Regions from separate parts of the Homo sapiens genome. Here region 1 is linked to region 2. Evidence: read pairs that join two places in POLR2A ChIA-PET (ENCODE). Cell type or tissue: GM12878. All regions are shown on one strand. Links, peaks and the distances in the headings refer to the core of each region. The heading gives the core; the rest is flanking DNA.

Region 1 (10,315 bases), core at 3,428-7,427, 67 kb before region 2:
TACTCTCATTGCTTTTTAGCAATCTTTGCAACTTGCTGGACTTTTCCACCCAAATAGGAAGAGCAGATCATGTGTACTGTGTGTCAGGCACTGTGCTAAATGCATTAGCTATTTCAATCCTCACAATAGCCCTATGAGATGGGCACTATCATTATCCTTATTCTGTAGATGTGGAAATTAGCACAGAGAGGTTAATTAACTAGCCCAGAGTCACTCAGCTACTGAGTGGCAGAGCTGAGATTTGAACCTAGGCAGCCTGGCTTCAGGGCCTATGCTCTTAATCTCTCACTGTAGGGGCTCTTAAGTGAGTTTCCAGCTTCCATGGCTTCAGTTGAAGGGACTTCTCTGTGGAGGCAGGGCTAGGAGGAAGTTTATCCATGGGTCCTACAGCAGCCATCTAGAAGGATGGGATTGGTTGTGACTCAGACTCTACCCTTGCTTCTGCCTCTGCCGGGAGCTCTGTCCCCTGGCTCATCCCAGTATCTGCTCCTCCTCCCTCCTCAGGACTCAGGTACAGCATTGCAGAGGATGTTTGCTGAGCACTTGCTATCTGCCAGGCACTGTGCTAGGTGCAGGGGATCTTGCAACAAACAAAATTCCTGCTTTTATGAAGCAGACATTCAGTAAGTGGAGAAGGAGAAACAAATCAGTGAAAGGTACACATGTCAGCTGCTAATCCATGCTACAGGGAGACATTCAGCAGGCTTGGGGATAGGAAGCTCCAGGTATGTGGGAGGGTGTGTTAGCTTCCTGTGGTTGCTGTGACAAATCACCACCAACTTGATAGCTTCAAACAGCACAGATGGACTCTGTCCTAGCTCTGGAGGTCAGGAGTCTGCCGTCGGTTTTACTGGGCTAAGTCAAGGCGTCAGTAGGGCTGGCTCCTGCTAGAAGCGCTGAGGGCAGGATTCTTTGCGTTTTCAGTGTCTGTATTTTCTTTCTTTCTATTTCTTTCTTTCTTTCTTTCTTTTTTCTCTTTCTTTCTTTCTTTCTTTCTTTCTTTCTTTCTTTCTTTCTTTCTTTCTTTCTTTCTTTCTTTCTTTCTTTCTTTCCTTCTTTCTCCTCTCCTCTCCTTTCCTTTCCCTTCCTCCTGTCCTTCCTTCCTTCCTTCCTTCCTTCTTTTCTCTCTCTCTCTCTCTCTCCCCAACACCCCGCCCTGCCATCTTTCTTTGTCTCTTTCTTTTTTTTAGAGGCAGAATCTCACTCTATTGCCCAGGCTGCAGTGCAGTGGTCCAATCTTGGCTCACTGCAGCCTCTGCCTCCTGGGTTCAAGATATTCTTCTGCCTCAACTTCCCAAGTAGCTGGGACTACATGTGTGTGCACCATGTCCGGCTAATTTTTTTTGTGTTAGTAGAGATGGTATTTCACCATGTTGGCCTGGCTGGTCTCGAACTCCTGACCTCAAGTGATCCACCTGCCTCTGCCTCCCAAAGTGCTGGTCTGGCCTGTGTTTTCCTTTAAGCCCCTTGTATTCCTGGGCTCGCGGCCCCTTCCTCCATATTCAAGCACATGATTCCAGTCTCTGCCCTGTCACTATAGCTCCTCTGACTCAGACTCTCCTGCCTCCCTCTTATAAGGACCCCTGTGATTACACTGGGCCCAGCCAGGTCATCTAGAGTCATCTTTCTATCTCAAGATCCTTTACTTAATTACATCAGCAAAACCTCTTTGCAATGGACATATACACAGGTCCCAGGGGTTTGAATGTAGACATGTATGGGGGGCCCTTGTTCAACCCCCTATGGGGGGTGGTTGTTGATTTTCAGTAGGATGGTCAGGGAAGACCCCGCTGAGAAGCCACCATTTGAGCAAAGACCGGAGGAGCTGAGGCTGTGGGCCAGGATGACAAGGGTGGAGCCTTCCAGGCAAAAGAATAGTGAGTACAAAGCCAGCAACAGGTGTGCTGGCATGTTCCAGGAAAATCAGGGAGGGAGCCACAGCTGCGGCCGAGTGAGGAGAGGAGCAGCGGGAGGTGAGGTCAGAGAAGCCTTGGGGGCAGAAGCTGCGGGCCTCATGGTTATCATGAAGCTCGGGGTTTTACTCTGAGTATGTGGAAACCATGGAGAGTTCTGAGCAGAGGAAGCACAGGACCTGACCTGGGTTTCACAGGCTTCCTCTGGCTGCTGTGTGGAAAATAGGGAAAGCAAGAGTGGAAGAAGGGAGGCCTGTCAGGAAGCTTTTGCACAATGGCCTTGGTGAGAAAGATTCATGGCTTGGAGCAGATGCTGGGATGTGTCCCCCACATCCCCTTTCAGGAGCAGGCATGCATGCCCCACTGCCCAGGGGGTTGCCTGCTGAGAGCTCACAGCTGAGACCCTCCCCAGAAAATGCCCCTGGCTGACAGGAGCTGCTTTGCCCAGTCACCCTTCCTGGGGTCCCTCCATCTCCAAAGACTAGTAGTAAACACAGGGGTCTAAAGGTCCAGCCCCTTGACTCGATTCATCACAGCTCTGAAGGGCCGTCTTTGCTGCAGACTTCCTCAAAGGATGGATTGCAAAGTCATGCGTAGAGTGTGCAGGGCTCAGGTGACTATCTATATGTCTGTCTATATTTTAGGATCCCTGTCTATATGAGCAATTTGTTAAAATATATATTTCAAAATTCCTGAGCCCACATGAAATCTATTGATGTATCCACAAAGGTGTAGAATAATGGATAGAGAAGGGGTACTTATGTGGTTTATTGTCCAACAGATTGTGTGAAAGTTTTTTGTCATGTCCAAGCAGCACCTCCTTCTGGTCAGGCCCACGTTATATACGAGAACAATGGAACAAGTCGAAGACAAAGCAACACGTCCCCCTGTAAAAACTGTCAGTGTAACTGTCCACTTCCGTATCTGTCCAGTCACTTAACAAATATTGACAGACCATCTTTAAACACAGGCTGCTGTGCTGGTGTCTGGGACACAGCGGTGAGTAAGAGCCGTAAGAGCCATCTGATCTCATGACACTCTCAGGAAGTTCCAGTCTATGAGGATGGACAGCATGCAGGTCAACACATAAACATCATTCAGACTGTGAAAGATACAATAAAGGACACAGATTGGGAGATGGGATAAAGAGTCATGGGGGTGGAGCTACTGTCTCATTTTGGGTGGTCTGGGAAGGCCTCTCTGAGGAGGTGACATGTGGGCTGAGTCCTGAAGGATAAGAAGGGGCTGCCATGGGTGATTTGAGGGAACAGCACACTAGGTGGAAGGAACAGCAAGTGCAAAGGCCAGAGATCAGGAGGATCAGAGATGGGGACAGAGTATCTAAGAAATTGGGAGAGTGGTAAGAGATGGGGATGTAGAGACACTGTCAGGTGAGATAGGGAAGGGAGCCAGGTGTGGTGGCTGACACCTGTAATCCACCAGCCTGGGCAATGTGGCGAGACTTCATGTCTTAAAAAAAAAAAAAAGCCAGATGTGGTGGCACATGCCTGTGGTCCCAGCTACTGAGGAGGCAGGAGGATCATCTGAGCCTGGAAGGTTGAGGCTGCAGTGAGTCAAGATCATGCCCCTGTAATCCAGCCTGGGTGGGTGACAGAACAAGAACCTGTGTCCAAAAAAAAAAAAAAAAAAGGAAAAAAAAGGGAAGAGAATGTCACATTGCAATGACAGTGTTTTGTTTCATTTAAACAATTTTCTCTCCCTTTTGAGTCCAGCCTGACACTCAGGAGACGGAGAGAGCCTTCCGCTCATTCTGCCTCAGGAGGAGCTCGAACCTGCTCCCTTAAATCTCCATCAGCTCCGGCAAGCCCTTGGGCTCTGCTGGCTGTAACGCTGCTCCCTGTTTACCAGAGGCTTTTGCTGGCACATTAAATGTATCACTCATACCCTGAACTAGATCGAGCCACAGAAAGCTTTGATTCATGGAGCTGCTGGTCCCCGTTACCACAAGATATGCATTCTTTCTCTTTGTTAAGGAATTAAGGTGCCATATTGAAACTTTAATCTTTAAATACAGGTAAATAAAACATGATTATAGAAATCATTTTCAGTAAGAAATTCATCATGAGCTAAAGTTTCTGCCTTACTGAATTCATCTTTTGGCAGTGGGTGGTTGTCCCTGCTGCAGATAATTGTGATCCTGAATAGCTGGACCTGTCTGTGTTCACTGTGAACCAACGGTTTCCTTCGAGGGCCCCAAAGACCCCGAGTGTGAATTGCCTAAGTGGGTGGGGTCTCTTACCCTGTGAGTCCTCCCACCAGGGGCCCCATCCTTCCACCCATCTTTCCTCAGGCCTGTTTCCCTTGAGGTCTGAGCTGGGGTGCCCAGTGAGGGGTCATCCCTGCTGTGAGATAAAACCAACGGGTGATTCCCCACCCCCATGCAGGGCCCTAGAGGGTGTGCGCGACTTCAGCCATCTGATCAAGGATGGATTCGACTCCCTGCTCAGGGCAGCAGCTCGTGGTTCATTCAGCCCCAGTGGCGTCTAGATGGGACACACAGAACTGAGGTTTGGGTCTGATGTGATTAAGCCGCCAACTGGTGTCCCTGTGTCTTCTCTTTCCTGACACCAGACACCAAAAAAGAAACAGCTCCAGACACACCAGTTAGTGAATTCCGAGGGTGAATTTGGAGCCAGGTGGCCTTTGAAGGCTCCACCTGGGTTTTGAGCTTTTGTTTTCTGCAGCAGCAGCAAACCCACTGCTCTGGGCTGCGAATTGTTGTTTACTAAATGCACAGGTGGTCTGGAGTGATGTTTTCCTTCTTTAGCAAAGTAGCACATGTTCCTTATGACAGTTAGACATGCAAAGAGGCAGGCATGTTTTTTAAGGATAAGTTAAACATTCAACAGGTCCACAGGGACTGAGTAAAAGATCTCCCCGCAGGTCAGCCCCTCAGCCTCCCAGTTTCTTCTTGGTGAAGCCAGTGCAGGGACCCACAGTGGGGCTGGTGGGTGGGAGGCTATCTCAAGACACCAGGAAGCAAATGAAGGGTCCCAGTCCATTTTGACCCCTATGCACGGATGTCGCTGGCTTGGACCAGCCTTCTGCAGGCCCCCAGTGAGAAGGGGACAAACCAGGCTGTGACCCTGGCCATTTTCTCCTACGTTATTACCATTCCCTCGCTGCATACCCTCTTTCTGGCCCATCCACAGAATACAGACCTGTCCTTGTAAGCTGGCCGTTCTTGCTCCTTGGGGCTGATCTGGGAGAAACCTGAGCATGTTGATGGGCAGCCTGTACTTTCCCCTCCAAATAGAACCCTATTGACTGCTGCTCTTTTATTACAGAAGTGACAGGCTCATGGCCAGAGATGACACAACAGAGAAAATGAATCAAGATGAAAACAAGAATAAGAATAATTTCCCTTCCTGGCCGGGCGCGGTAGCTCACTTTGGGAGACCAAGGTGGGTGGATCACGAGGTCAGGAGGTTGAGACCATCCTGGCTAACACAGTGAAACCCCGTCTCTACTAGCCGGGCGTGGTGGCAGGTGCCTGTAGTCCCAGCTACTCGGGAGGCTGAGGCAGGAGAATGGCGTGAACCTGGGAGGCGGAGCTTGCAGTGAGCGGAGCTCACACCACTGCACTCCAGCCTGGGTGACAGAGCGAGACTCTGTCTCAAAAAAAAAAAAAAAAAAAAGAATCATTCCCTTTCCTACCCCTACACGGAGCTGCATTTTAAATAAATAAACTCCTTGATTGCATCCCTTGGGAAGATCTGACTTCCTATAACTGAGACTTACTTCTCTTAACAAGTTCTCAATGTCAATGAGAGAAGCAACCCTGGCCTGAGGCTTTAAGTCAAAGTGTCTGAGCGCAGCTGGGAACGGGCAACACAGACCCGGTTATCGTGGTCCTGATGGTAGATTTCAGCCCTGTTTGGCACAGGTGGGTCATCACTGTCTCTCCTGTAGCTGGTTTACGGAAGGTCTGAACTAAATACAAGTGGGAAACGGCTTCACTTTTCTCCAGCAGCTGCCTTCCAGTAGCTTCTGTGAGGCAGGGCTGGGTTAGGGTGAGCAAGTGAGGCCAAATTGTGCAAGTGCTGCCTTGAATCCTGTCTCCTTTCCTCCTCATCCCCCTCCTCCTCCTTCCCCCTGCTCCTCCTCCTCTTCCTCCGTCTTTCTTCTTCCTCCTCCTCCTCCTTCCTCACAAAGGATCCTGTCTTTAAATTTTTAATATTTTGTTAATCGGTTTTTTTGCATGAAGTTTGAGTTTTAAAAAGTACTGTGTTATGATGTTATTTATGATGATTATTGAATTTTTTGGTACCCATTTAGATTTTATGCCTGGGGTGAGTGTCTCCCTTGCCTCATCCTAATCCTTGCCCTATTATTAGGTCTCAGGCCCCTGCTTCTGGATGACATTTTGGGAAGATCCCTTGGGCTTTTGTTCACTTTTTTTTTTTTTTTTTTTTTTTTCGTGACAGAGTCTCGCTCTGTCGCCCAGGCTGGAGTGCAGTGGCGCGATCTCGGCTCACTGCAAGCTCCACCTCCTGGGTTTATGCCATTCTCCTGCCTCAGCCTCCCGAGTAGCTGGGACTACAGGCACCCGCCACCATGCCCGGCTAATTTTTTTTGTATTTTTTTTAGTAGAGACGGGGTTTCACTGTGTTAGCCAGGATGGTCTCGATCTCCTGACCTTGTGATCCGCCTGCCTCAGCCTCCCAAAGTGCTGGGATTACAGGCGTGACCCACCACACCTGGCCCACTTCTATTTATAAGAACAAGCTCATCAATCATTCTCACTCTCATCCAGGTAGTAAAAGCCTAGGCTGGTCCAAATCTAAATTTTAATCTCACATTTAATTCCAAGCTTTTCCTCTCCCCCTACTCACTTCTAACTAAGGCTTGGGGTCCCCTTCTCCGCTGTTCCTTCTGGTGGTTCCAGGGCTGGGACAGGTACAGGGATGGATGTCATACAGGAGAAAGGGTCTTTTCCTTTTGGATGCCATTAATGACTGATGTGTAGCAGGTGAACAGATACTGGTGCTCTTGTGTGGTGTGTTTCATTCCTTCATGGATCCATCTAGTCTTGTTCCCCCATTCCCATCCCAGCATAGGGAGGCAGCTGGAGGCTTCTCTGTCCTCCACAGGGACTGTCATTTCACTAAACCTGCAGGTAGTATGACAAAGGAAATTCCACTCAGGTAAAGTGGCTTAATATACAAGCACAGAATGATTCCAGCACAGGGCACAAAAGCCTAAATGCTGTGCAAATCTACCAGTCATTCAATTAATCTTTGTTAACAGGCAACCTGCTGGGGTGAGTGCATGACTTTCATTCTCTGCCCTCATGGAGTTTCCAGACCAGACGGGAAGCCAACTATTCAAAGACTCAATGAAAATACCATCCAGTAACTGAATGTGCAAAATGCTGCAAAGGAAACATTTGGGGGATTATAGAGTTTGATCCTGGGTCGGGGACAGGAGCTTGGGGCATAGGGTTTGAGAATGGAGGGAAAGTCTATCAAAGGGAAGCAGGAATTAGCCAGGTAACTGCAGGTGGTGGGAGGGGAAGAATGTTTTAGCAAAGGGAACAGCGTGTGCAAAGGACTGGGGGTGAGGAGGATGCCGTGCCTTCTTGGAACTAAGGAACATCCCACAGGGTGGAGCTGAGTGGGGCAAGAACTGGATGGGAGCTCTGCGAAGCACAGCAAGTGCCAAGGTGCTGGGTTGGGCTGAGCCTGTTCAGTTTGAGGAACTGTGATAAGGCCAGGGGTAGCAGAGAGGGCAAGACGGCCAGATGCTGCTGGGAATGTAAGCTGGTGAGGAATCAGGGCGTCCTAGAGCAAAGGGATGATATTAAAGGACTTTAGGGAGGGTAGTAATGTTTGGGGATTATGCATATCTTGGGAATCTCAGTAAAGTGAACTCATCACTTGAATGTTAATAAGTCATTTGCATGTGCAGAGACAAATGGGACTGTTTCTATTGCTGTGATCAAATCATGTAAAAGCACTCAATACTGATTTTCACAAAGGTTATTCAAATGATAGATTTATTTCAGAAATTTGTGGTAATTAAGCACTTTAAGGTTGTCAGGGAGCAGATAGGTTACTGAAGTCACATGAAGGTGTTAGAGGTAGCAATTTAAAATGAAACCACCAATTTTTACACTTTCCAAAGTAATTTGACTGCTCTGTATCTTTCTCAAACATGAGTACAAGATCAAAATGAATACTTTGAATGTTTCTTTCCTTATTTTACATCAGAATTTTTATTGAAAAATTGAACATATCAATTATTAAAGGACCTGTATATTTTATGAAGGATCCTATAGTTTGCAGAAATTGCTAGAGAATATTGTGGTTTTCACCTGGTAGCAATTGGTGCTCTTGCTTCTGATTTTCCTTCTGATTTTCAAAGACCTGATCATTTTTGAAACATACCAACAACTATGAAAAAGAAAATGAAAACCATCTATAATGTTACCACTGACATGTTACTACTGTTGGTACCTTGCTCTGTCTCTTATTTAACTATTTCCTCTGAATATGGGTGTGTGTGTGATAAAAGTGTAAAATCCACGTTTTTGTATCCATTTTTTTCACTTCACATGAAATCACGAGCACTTTCCACACTATTGAAAATTTCAGGCAAGCATATGATCAAATCATCCTTCAATATTTCCCTGTCTGGAAAACCCGTGCACTCTTCTCCATTCCTATGTTGCTGGACATTTGTACTGCTTCCAACTTTTGCTGTTGCAGTTTATGTGGCAATGATCATATTACTACATAATCTTGGTTTGCATTTATAAACAGCTCCTTAAGATAATATCTTATGTGTGTGATAACTGCATCAGGGATTAAGTGCTTTTTAAATTTAAGCTCTTGATACATCCAGCAAGTTGCTTTTGGAGACATTGGGCCCTGGTGGCCCCCCACTGATGGGCATCCTGTGCTCATGTTTCTGTTGCCTCACAGGCACTGTGTTGAAAAGTGTTTGTGTTAATCCTATTTGATATGCTTTGTTATTCTTCTAATTTTCAGAGAATTCATGGCTGGGACCAGCTAGTCCTTGGCTCCACCTTCTTGGGAGCAGATTAAATACGACTTCAAGCCAGTGAGGTGATTTGAGTCCCAGCAGCCTCATCTGCCAAGTCAACCCCAGCACTGCATTGAGAAAGGTCAGAGATTCGGAGTGCAGACAAGAGCTGTCCCATGCCAGAGCCCAAACTTGTCCCCTGGTTGGGAAGCTGAGGAGTGATTCTTTGGTTCTCAGATGCTCCGAGGGTGCCTCAGGTGGCATGCAGTCAGTGCACACATCCCAGGTATGTTAGCTGCACCCCGGCCAGCCTCCCGAGTTTGGGGTGCTGCCGACACAGGATGCGTCTACTGCGCATCATGATAGGCCTCCCCAAGTACCCTGTCCTGCTGGTGCCCTGTCTTCTGACCCCTCATCAGATCTTGGTGCCAAGCCCTGACAACCACTTCACTCTGGAGGCCGTTCTCAGAGCCTATTTCACAGCTCATTCAGAAGGAAAATGAGGGGGCCTTTTCCATTTCCAGTATTAAATGATTTAATTCACAAGGGACTTGGTCAACACAAGTATCCCAACAGAGCCCAGGCCCTGTATCATTTGCAATTTACCATTCTGATTAAAACCAACCCAACCCCATCAAGCTCTGCATGGGGTGAACCAGCCGAAACTGCACCACAGGCCCCAGCAGGACATCCGGCCCAGGGAACTGAGGCCGGGGAGGGGAGGGGGAGCCGGGAGTGCCTCTGCCTCATTTCAGGAGACTGATATGAATGGTAGGAAATCCGGTCCCCCCTTAAGATGGATGTTTCTGTAGAAATACATCTGATAAATGTTTAATTACATTTTAAGAGGGACCATTATTCATGGAACAGTCATTAGCCCCAGAGGACTTCAAGCCCCTCACCTGGTTAAGAGCCACGTTCATATGCAGATCAGCCCCCCACTTCCAACACTCCCTGCTCCAAGAGGAGAGCAGCTGGGAGAGCCTGGTGAGCTCTCCATCAAAACAGGGTGACACAGGGCAGCAGTGGGGTGGCCAGTGGCTTGGCTGTGGGTGGGAGATTTCAGACAGGTCGACATAAGCCAGGAACCTGAATCAAGGCGTCGAGACCTCAGCCCCACCCCGACCCACCTGTTCTAAGGGTCCCTGCAGGGCTCCGTAATCCCCACCTGTGACAGACTCCCCTCCTGAAGCTCTTGATGCTTCCCAGGCCCCCTCGAAGTCCTGTGGTTCCCTGGAGATGCTGTCAGCCCACAAGGTGCCAGGAAGGACCTTCTTGGGATGAAAGACTTGGGTGAACCTGTCCTGGGTGACATGCAGTGGGTGTGTCGCTCAGAGTTCTGAGGTGGCAGGTGACAGAATCCACGTAAGGTCCTGAAGCAAGGAAAAGCAGAA
Region 2 (10,315 bases), core at 2,832-6,831:
ATACAAAATAATAACTTCTATAAAATGAACTTATAATAAATATGTGAAAATGATTACGTGTAGCTACACTAGACAAACCCCAGAAGCAGCGAGACGTCTGCACCTCCAGTGATGAGTAGGCCAATCAAAGAGCAGGAAGCCACACGGCTCAGCAGCACTCTGCACAGGCAGTTAGGGAAAAAGGAACAGTGGTGTCTGTGGGCAGAGACTACAAACTCTATGTTCAATGTCCTTTGAAAGCTGCCATCAATACCTAGAGTTCTGTGTAAAATGGAGTGAGTTTCTAGGCTCATGAATTATTCTAAGGGATATGGATAAGTCATGGGACTTTGTTGTGTCTGAGTGTCCTGAATGTGGCAGAATTCTAGTGTCCCTGGACTCCTATTGAATAATTGAATAAATGTCAGTGTCCCCAATCAAAACACAACCAAAACCATCCCCACAATATCCAAAATGCCCCCAGAAGGGTATGATGTCCACCATAGATCACTACACTGAAGGGCTGGGCGTGGTGGCTCAGGCCTGTAATCCCAACAATTTGGGAGGCTGAGGTGGAAGGATCACTTGAGCCCAGGAGTTCAAGACCAGCCTGAACAATATAGCAAGATTCCATCTTTACTAAAAAAAAAAACCATAAAAAAAATTAACCAGGTATAGTGGCGCATGCCTGTAGTCCCAGCTACATGGAAAGCTGAGGCTGGAGGATCACTTGAGCCCAGGAAGTCAAGGCTGCAGTGAGCCACCACTGCCTGCAAGACAGAACAAGACCTTGTCTAAAAAAAAAAAAAAAAAAAAAAAAAAGGAAAAACTGGAATTCGCAAACCTAAAAAGACTCAGTCCTCTTCTCTCAAATGCAGCTATGTAGTGCAGTACTTGGCCAAACAGAAATTATTCTTGTTTTTCAAATGGTCCCCTTTGGGAGCTTAGGATTTGAAGCCTCAACCCCAAGGAGGGGTCCTTAAGTCCACACTCTACTTACATGTAGCCTACTCTGTGTCTTTATTTAAACAAATCCTCATTTTTCGGCTCCTTGCAGCAAAGTCACAGCTCCAGGGGTGACACTCTTCAGCGTTTATGTGAAAGGGAATTACATCCTGTGTAATTCTAGTCTTTTCAGCCATGGTTGTTTCTTTGGTGTCGTGGGGGTATGTTTAAGCATCAAAAGGAAAAAGAAGGAGAAAATCCAAAGAGACCACCACTAAGTCTGAAATCCTGTTAAACCTTAAACAAAACCAAACCCAACAGGCCTTGACAGAATAAGCTCATAAACAGAACAGACCACAGTCTTAGCAGTGAGACCCTGTGGGGTCTTTTGTAAGCCCAATTCCTTCCATCTGGACTGCGGGGGAAGCTAGGGTTTCCTGGTTCCTAGATATTCTTGTCAGGCTACTTGGAATGGAAGGAACCAGTCTTTGATCTTTGGATTTTTTTTCTCATTTTAAGGTTACTTACATAATAAAACGTATTTTTGTTTGTTTGTTTGTTTGTTAAGTTCAGAGCTACAAGTGCAGGTTCGTTACATAGGTAAACTTGTGTCATGGGGGTTTGTTGTCCAGATTATTTCATCACCCAGGTATTCTGCCTAGTACCCATTAGTTATTTTTCCTGATCCTCTCCTTCCTCCCACCCTCCACCCTCTGAAAGGCACCAGTGTGTATTGTTCCTCACTACGTGTCCATGTGCTTTCATCTTTAGGCTCCCACTTATAAGTGAGAACATGTGGTATTTGGTTTTCTGTTCCTGTGTTACTTTGCTAAGGATAATGGCCTCCAGCTCCATCCATGTCCCTGCAAAGGACATGATCTTATTATTTATTTATTTTTTTATGACTGCATAGTATTTGCAGTGTGTATGTACCACGTTTTCTTTATCCAGTCAATCACTGATGGGCATTTAGATTGATTCCATATCTTTGTTACAATTAAAAAAAACATTAAAAAGTGGGCAAAAGACATGAACAGACACTTTTCAAAAGAAGACATATATGAGAAATGTATTATTTTAAAAAATAGTTATGGCTCATTTAAAAGGAAAGGGCAGAAACTATTACCTCACTCACGTAGTAGAGCTAGAAACAAGGCTTAGAAATATGCTGTTTTAAGTGAACATCCTGAGAAATTCGGGGTCTGCCATCAGGAGATGGGGAAGGGGAGAGAATCTCCTCCCTAAAATCCTTATATGCTAATCAGTGAAGGACATATTCCTAATACAGAGCAGAACTTCCATCTAAAGCACTTTTCTGAAACTCATTACCAGATATAGAGTGTAATTGCTGTGAAATTCTCAAAAATAACCAGAAGACACAAAAATCTAGAAGCTTGAAACAGCCCTAATGTTCTCCAACAACGAGTGAATGGATAAATAAACTGGGATGCCCATACTCCAGAATGACGCTCAGCTGTGGAAAGGAAGGAACCATTACCACATTGCAGCCATGGGCCTGTGTCTCAAAGGCATTATGCTGAGGGGCAGAGCCAGTGTCCCAAAATTATGTACTTTATGATCCTATTTATTTGGCATCCTCAGAAAAACCAAGTTATAGTGATGGAGACAGATCAGCAGTTTCCAGGGGTTCACTATAGGGATGGCACCGGACAATTGTTGGGGGGTTGAAACTCTTTTGGATCCTGATGGTGGTGGTGGTTATATGAATTTCTACATGGGTCAAAAATCCTTAGAAATCAGCTGGGTGCAGTGGCTCCCATCTGTAATCCCGGCAGTTTGGGAGGCTGAGGCGGGTAGGTCACTTGAAGTCGGGAGTTTGAGATCAGCCTGGCCAACGTGGTGAAACCCCGCCTCTACTAAAAATACAAAAATTAGCCAGGCATGGTGGCGGGCACCTGTAATTCCAGCTACTCAGGAGGCTGAGGCGGGAAGATCGCTTGAGCTCAGGAGGCGGAGGTTGCAGTGAGCCAAGATTGTGCCACTGCATTCCAGCCTGGGTGACAGAAAAAGACAAAGGCTCAAAAAAAAAAAAAAAAATCCACAGAAATCTGTACCAAAAATGTCAACTTTCCTATATGATAATTTCTTTAAATTAGGAAAATAATCATCTCAGGGAGTAAAATTTGAATTCACAGTGGCATCTAACCCACACGTCAGCTCCCATACACTGTGCATGTACCTGCCCACACTCCCTAGTGGACTAAATCTGCCTCTGCTTCCCTGCCCACCCTCCTTGCCCCACTCAGCCTCGGGGGCCCTTCTTCTAACAGGCCAAACTCGCTCCACCACAAGTCCCTTCCACTCCATGTTTCTTACTCTTGACATTCTTTCCCTGGGTACTCCGGTTCACCTGAGACTGAGGAGCTTTTTGGGACCTGAGACTTTCAGTGTTGGGAAAGTCACCAGAAAGCTGGGACGGGTTGGTCGCCTTTTGCCAGATTTACACCCTCACTGCATCCAGATCTCTGCTCAAATGTCTCCTTCTCAAATAGCACTTCCCTGAGCACTCCCCCGTCTCCCCTGCATCCTTGTACCCCACTTCATTACCCTCCCTCCTACTTGTCACGTCCTGTCATGATACAGCTTGTCTGCTTTTATTTGGTTATTCCATATACATCCAGTGAGTGTGTTATGGGAGTTAAGTTTAAATAAGAAAGCAAGCTGTTGAAAGTGACAAGCCATTCATGTATGGTTTAAACACATCAACTGGACAGTGTAATGTTTACAGGCACATATGTGTGGCAAAGCATAAAGCCCTGGAGAGGAACAAGGAGCACCAAGTGTGGACCTGTGGGCGGTGGGAGAAGGGACGGTAGAAGGGGCACCAGGGACATTAATCATTCCATGTGTTTTATTTTGAAAAAAAAATCTGAAGCAAATATAGCATGATAAGCTTTCACTGAGCTGGTTCGATGGGATCACAGATATTCATTACATTCTTCTTTATATTTTTCTGTAGGCTTGAACTATTTCCTAACAAGCTGGGCCTAGCAGCTCATGTCTGTAATCCCAGCACTTTGGGAGGCTGAGGTGGGAGGATCACTTGAGGCTAGGAGTTCAAGACCAGGCTGGGTAGCATAGTGAAACTTTATCTCTACAAAAAGTTTAAAAATTAGCCAGGTGTGTTAGCCTGTGCCTGTAGTACCAGCTACTCAGGAGACTGAGGTGGGAGGAGATCTTGAGCCCATGAGGTTGAGGCTGCAGTGAGCCACGATCATACCACTGTACTCCATCCAGCCTGGTTGAAAGCAAGACTGTGTCTCTTAAAAAAAAAAAAAAAAAGAAATGAATATTGTATAACAACAAAAAAGTAAGACCAGAGATCTGCTGCTTAAGAAAAAGTGATTGCTCTGATTGGGAAATCCCCAGAGTGACCAAACTTTCTAGATGACTCTGTTGGCTTTTCATGTCCCTCTCACAGAACACACATGACATCACATGACGTCACACCTGAGATGTCATCTGAGCTCCTGCCTCATGAAAGGGAGACATGAAGATGCATGCAACACGACCCTCGCCCTCATGGAACTCTCAGTCTAGCAACGGCTCCAAAAAAGCCAGAATCAAACATCTGTGTTCAAGGCATCAATAGGTGATCACTGAGCACATGTGCATGAAATTTGCTGCCCAATTTATTCAGCAAAGAAAAGTAGAAAATATCATTAGGGCCTTTCTAGGCCACAGAAATGGTGCTGGGAAAAGTTTTTCACTTCCGTGGCGCGTTCCCATGGCTGCCTCCTGTGCCTTCACACTGGCAGGCCCAGGGCTGCCAGGATGTGGGGTGGAGAATGGACAGTGCCCATTGCTGTGGGGTGTTGCTGTTGCCAATCAGGTCAAGTAACCAGCAAGATGGGGGTTCATATGGGCCTCAAGGAAGAGCACTCAGCAGTTCTAGGCAAATGACTCAGTTACAAAGGTTTATTTGGCTCTGGAGAGATAGTGACCAAGATGTTCATTCATCCATTTGTTCATTCACCAAACAAGGATGTATGCAGTACCTATGCTATGTGCCTGGTATGTTCTAGGTGTTTGGGAGAGAGAGGCAAGCAGGAAAGATGAGATCCTTGCCCTCCTGGAGTGCACATTGAGAATGCATCCAAAATAGAGTAGTGATGAGGGCTATGAGGAAAATGTAACAGGGCCATGGACTAGTGGAGGGTGGGGACAACAGGGTGGGCCCCTTAGATACAGAGTGGGGGCAGAGAGCCCCTCTGACTGCTGTAAGGGCTAAGCCCTGAATGTGGGGGATGAGGCAGACATGCAAAGGTCCCAGCAGAGGAACAGCAAGTTCAAGTCTGGGAGGTGGGGACAGCCATGCGGGTATGCTTGGGGAACAGCAGCGCCAGTGTGGCCGAGAATGAGAGAAGAGTGGAGTTGTCGTGGAAGAGACAGGCAGGGCCCATCTCGTTGGTCTTGGGGATGCAGAGAATGAAATTCATCCTTTTCAACTCACTGTTTGGAGGGGCCCATTCTTTCTCTAACTGGAAACTTGTGATATGAAGAAAGCACTGACAAGTTTTAATTTAATTTAGATTGTTAAAGCCCATCACACTATTCAATTTCCATCCCCTGGGCCCTTCTCTTTCCTGCCCTTGAGTCTCATGCTTCCACTTGGTCTGTTGACAAGGATGACTCACTCATTTGACGCAGAGTCCCTAAGCCATCCAATTTCCTGTGCATTATTAAAATTATTAAAACACAAAACCCAGGTACAGTTGTTATCTTTTTGTTGTTGTTGGTCCATACAGAAAAGAAACAGCAAACAAAAGAAAGAAAAAATCATGTGACCTTGGATTCTATGGGTCAGCACAGCAAAACAAAGGCTGGGAGGATTTTCTGGTTGACGTGCAACTGTTCCTTTGGGCACTGGGAAAAATGAGGCTTAGAAACAATGATTTCAGCCATAGCTTTTATTTATGGAGGGCACACAGGGTCTGTCTCGTGCTGGGGAGTTAGGGAGTAAACTACTTATGCATGGGGCATTTGTTATATCAGCAAACATTTATTGAGCACTTACTGTGTGCCAAGCATGGCTCTAAGCACTTTACACAGGTTATGTCGTGCTCCAAACAGCCATTGCAGAGGGCTGACCCTGTCCACTCCGTTTCACAGATGAGGAGCCTGCAGCAGGCAAACACCACTGCGGGAGGAGTGCTGACCTCCAGGCTGTGCAGAGCATCGTCAGTGAGACCCGTGAGGGTGTTCTTACTAATTGTGAGTGAATTTCAGCTCTTTGGTTTATAATCACATGCAAGTAGGGACTAGGGTAGCATGAAATCCTGAACTCTGTAATTTCAAAATTTGATCATCTGCTTTCTTCCCTTCCAATGGAGCCTCCGCAATCAGCTGACTGTGATCAAATCCTGGTACTGTGTCTTACAAACAATGTGACCAGTAGAAAAATTCTTCTCTCTCTGGGGTTAAATTCCCATATCTTATGTGTGCATGCATGTGCATGTGTGTATGTGCGCACCAACAAGTGTGTGCATGCTTACAGCATTTATGAATAGGGCTCTGGCGTCAAATAACCTGGATTTGAATTCTGGCTCAGCCACTCACCGGCCCACAACCTCAGGCAAATGACTTAACCTCTAGGTGCCTCAGTTTCTTCCTCTGTCACATGGTGACAATCAGCCCTCACCTCATAGGGTTGATGTGAGAATTAGATGAATTGGTCCATTTAAAACTCTTAGAAGGGAGCCTGGAACAGGGTTAGTGCTGGATGAATGCCCCTGTTATTACTGCTCATGGTTCTGCAGTGTGTCCATGTGCAGCTCTGTGCAGGGCACAGTAGGCATCAGGGGTGAATACATTATGAGCCCTACCTCCCCCACCTGCCACTGCCATCATCAGCGGAGGGGGTAACATCTTGGCCCCACCACTAGCTGGGTGACTTTGGGCCAAGTGCGTCATCTCCCTGTGCTTTGGTTTCCTCGCCCAGAAAATGAGGACAATGATCACACTTGTCTCCTGAGGCTGCTGGGAGGATGTGCATCAAGTCCCTAGAGCAGTGCCTGGCCTGCAGTTGGTGCTATGCATGCATTAGCTGCTATTCCTATTCTTATTAATACTATTAGTGCTTGTCCCATTTAGATTCATCCTAGAGGCGTATGGGCCAGTATGCTAAGCTCGTTTCTGATTTGGGGCCTTGCCATTTCCTCAGCTTGGGACACCCTTCCCCTGCATCTTCACCCGGCAGCTCCTATTCCTAGGTTGCCTCCTCAGGGAGGCCTCCTGGACTGCCCTCTCTGACAGCTCCTTGCTCACCCCTGCCCACTCTCTATCAAGTTATCCCATGTTCCCAATTGCTTTCCACCTGGCTTTGGTTTCCCAGAAGCAGATCCCAAGACAAGGATTTTAGTGCAAGTATTAGGTAGGTGCAAAAATAATTGCCATTATGCAAAAACCGTGATTACTTTTGCACCAACCTAATATAATAGTTTATGTGGGAGGTGGTCCCAGGAAATACCAACAGGGGAGTGGGGAAGTGAGACAGGGTGTTGCCACTGTGGGCAACTGGAGCTTAGTCCTCTACCAGCTGAATGTTTATCCTCCAATTTCTTTGCCCCGTTAGCCGAGGGCTTGTCCCAGGGCCATCAACTGTCAGCATTTCTGGCCACAGGGTAAGAGAAAGCTCTCAGGTGGACAGTCTCAGGATGCCCATGATGGCGGGACTGTGTCTGTTTTTTCACTGCTGCTTCTAGGACATTCCTTCACATTTAGAAGATGGTCTCTAAATGTGTGTGGAAGGAAGAAAAAAGAAAACAGGAAGGAAGGAAGGAACAGAAGATGGACTTTGCCCTTCTGTAACACCTTAAGAAGAAAGACAGAAGGAAGGAAGGAAGGAAGGAACAGAAGATGGACTTTGCCCTTCTGTAACACCTTAAGAAGAAAGAAAGAAGGAAGGAAGGAGGAAAGGAGGAAGGGAGGGAGGAAAGGAGGAAAAGAAAGAAGGCAGGAAAGGAGGAAGGGAGGGAAGGAAGTAGGAAAGGAAGAAAGGGAGGGAGGAAGGGAGGGAGGGAAGATGGATTTCTGCCCTTCTAGAACACCCTAAGAAAAAAGAAAGAAGGAAGGAGGGAAGGAAGAAAGGGAGGGAGGGAGGGACACCTTTGTTTCTTGTGGTGCAGGTTAATGCCAAAACTGGGGCTCAGCCTGGGAGGGTTCCTGGTGTTGTGGAGGAAAGAACTCAAGAGTGAGCCAGGAGTGAAAGAAAGCAGGTTTATTAGAGCAGCAGTGTGCAGCAGAAGGACTGCTCCATAGGCAGAGCAGCCCAGAGCAGCAGTCCCTGAAGACCAGGGCTAGCTGTATTTATACCACTTTTAATTATATGCTAATTAAGGGGTGGGTTATTTAGAATTTTCTGGAAAAGGGGCAGACGGTTCCCAGAACCATATAAGGTAACTTCTGGATAGTTTCCATGGCATTCGTAAACTGTCCTGGCGCTGGTAGGAGGTGGGAGTGTCTTTATGCTATTGAGCAGTGAGGGCAACTAGAGATCGCTTTTGCCACCATCTGCTGGTTTTGGCCAGTTGCTTTACTGCATCCTGCTTCGATCAGCAGGATCATGATCTGTGCTTGGAAAACAAGTCCTGCTGATCTCCTACCTCACTTGCAGTATTAAGGGAGCCATTCTCTGCCCATTCCCCATCACGGGTGGGATCTGGATCATCAAGGCTCTGAGGTTGAGCCTATAACCCTTTTTGAGGCACTGCCACTTAGATTCCAAGTGTGACTCCTCCAACACTAGTTCAATCATCTCCTCATTGCTTTAAGGGAAACAGGTTCAAAGCTCAGAGGCCTGGAGGGCTTTTTTTTTTTTTTTTTTTTTATCACTGTCAGTTGCACCAGCCCTAGAAGAGACAGTGGTTAATTTTATGTGTCAACTTGACCGGACCATAAAGTGCCCAGATATTTTGCTTAACCATTATTCTGAGTGATGCTATGAGGGTGTTTTTGGTGAGGTTAACATTTAAATCATTAGGCTGAGTGAAGCCAGTTGCCTGTCTCAGGAGGGTGGGCCGCATGCAATCAGTTAAAGGCCTGAATAGAACAAAAAGATGACTCTCTCTGAGTGAGAGGGAACTCCTCCAGCCTGACTGCCTGTGAACTGGAACTCAGCTGTTTCCTGCTTTTGGACTAGAACTGAGACATTGTCTTTTCTTTGGTCATGAGCCTGCTGGCTTTTGGACTAGAAGACTATTGGCTCTCCTATGTCTCCAGCTTGCAACTCACCCGACAGATGTTGGGATTTATCAGCCTCCATAATCATGTGAGCTAACTCCTTACAATAAATCTCTCTCTCTCTCTCTTTCTTTCTCTCTCTCTCTCTCCCTCCCTCCCCGTCTCTTCTCTGTCTCCCTCCACACACACAGACCCTAGTGTTCCTGTTTCTTTAGAGAACCTTGACTCAAACAGAAGGTAACTGGGGTAACTGGGGATGGTTCAGAACAGCCCTCTGGTGTGATGAGCGCAGTGGCTAGGAGGACACAATGGCTCTCTGTGATCATTTGCCTAAAGAGTTTAGTGGACATTTGTTCTTCCTTTTTGCCAACCACTGATGGGTGATTTCTATGGAAGGAGCTACAGTTAGTCCCTCAGGGGGCAGTTGCAGGATTCTGGATACATCTTCAGTGTCTCATACCTGTGCTATTGGCAGCATGGGCTGGGATGTGTGTGCTGGGTGAAGGCACCAGAGACATCAGGGGACCAGTTATGATTGGGGGGTGTGTAATTTGGGGGCCATGTTTCCTGGCTGTGTGGCCTGCAAGTCTAATTCTTTGGTAGGCATGAGCCCAAGCTACCCAATAGGATTTCATAAATAAACCCCCTTCCTAATTGAACTGGCTGGAGTAGGTTCCATTAGCAACTAAAAGCCCTGATCCATATGTGGTAAAAGTTTATGAAACATTTTAATCAGTACAAAAAAATATATAGTAAGGAATGTGTGCTTGGCTCTGGATTTAAATGGAAAGGCAGGGCCAGCAGGTGGGAAAGAGATATGAGAGAACAAAGTAAGGTTGTCTACAGCTGATCCATTTCCTCAGTGTATTAATTCAACCAGTAACCATTGAGCTCCTCCCGTTCCAGGCATTGTGCTCCGTGCATAGGATTCAGTGATGTCCAAGGCAGATGAGACCCCTGTCTTCATGCAGCTTCTGTTCTAGTAGGGAGACAGCAAGAGACAAGCACACAGTGAATAAGATGATTTCAGATTGCAGTGAGTGCTTTGAAGAAAATAAATCAGAGTGGGGATAGAGAGTGATGGAGATACACACCTCCTTTGGACAGGGCGGTTGTGAAAAGCTTCTCAGAGGAGGTGACACTTGAGCTGCGACCTGGAGGGTGAGAAGCAGCCATCTGGGCTAAGTGT

What was found. Peaks named below come from ENCODE experiments on the same cell type or tissue, not always from the same donor. Only the 100,000 strongest peaks of a DNase experiment are listed, where the experiment ranks them.
Region 1: POLR2A ChIA-PET joins it to region 2 with 14 read pairs; 3 of 35 experiments call an interaction of 5 or more read pairs at or near these places.

What each region holds. Positions count from the first base shown.
Region 1 is chr20:48,477,887-48,488,201 of GRCh38, reverse strand. It overlaps LOC107985439 (a long non-coding RNA gene), which reads left to right and starts at 5,237. Exons shown (of 2, transcript XR_001754657.1): 1 at 5,237-5,338; 2 at 8,927-10,315. RefSeq lists an enhancer at 5,486-5,555. In GM12878, for the core only: no CTCF peak of the experiment used is centred there; a DNase peak (open chromatin) is centred at 5,223.
Region 2 is chr20:48,410,232-48,420,546 of GRCh38, reverse strand. No RefSeq gene overlaps it. Among named protein-coding and RNA genes, the nearest start is that of LINC00494, 55 kb to the right of the region's middle. In GM12878, for the core only: no CTCF peak of the experiment used is centred there; a DNase peak (open chromatin) is centred at 4,356.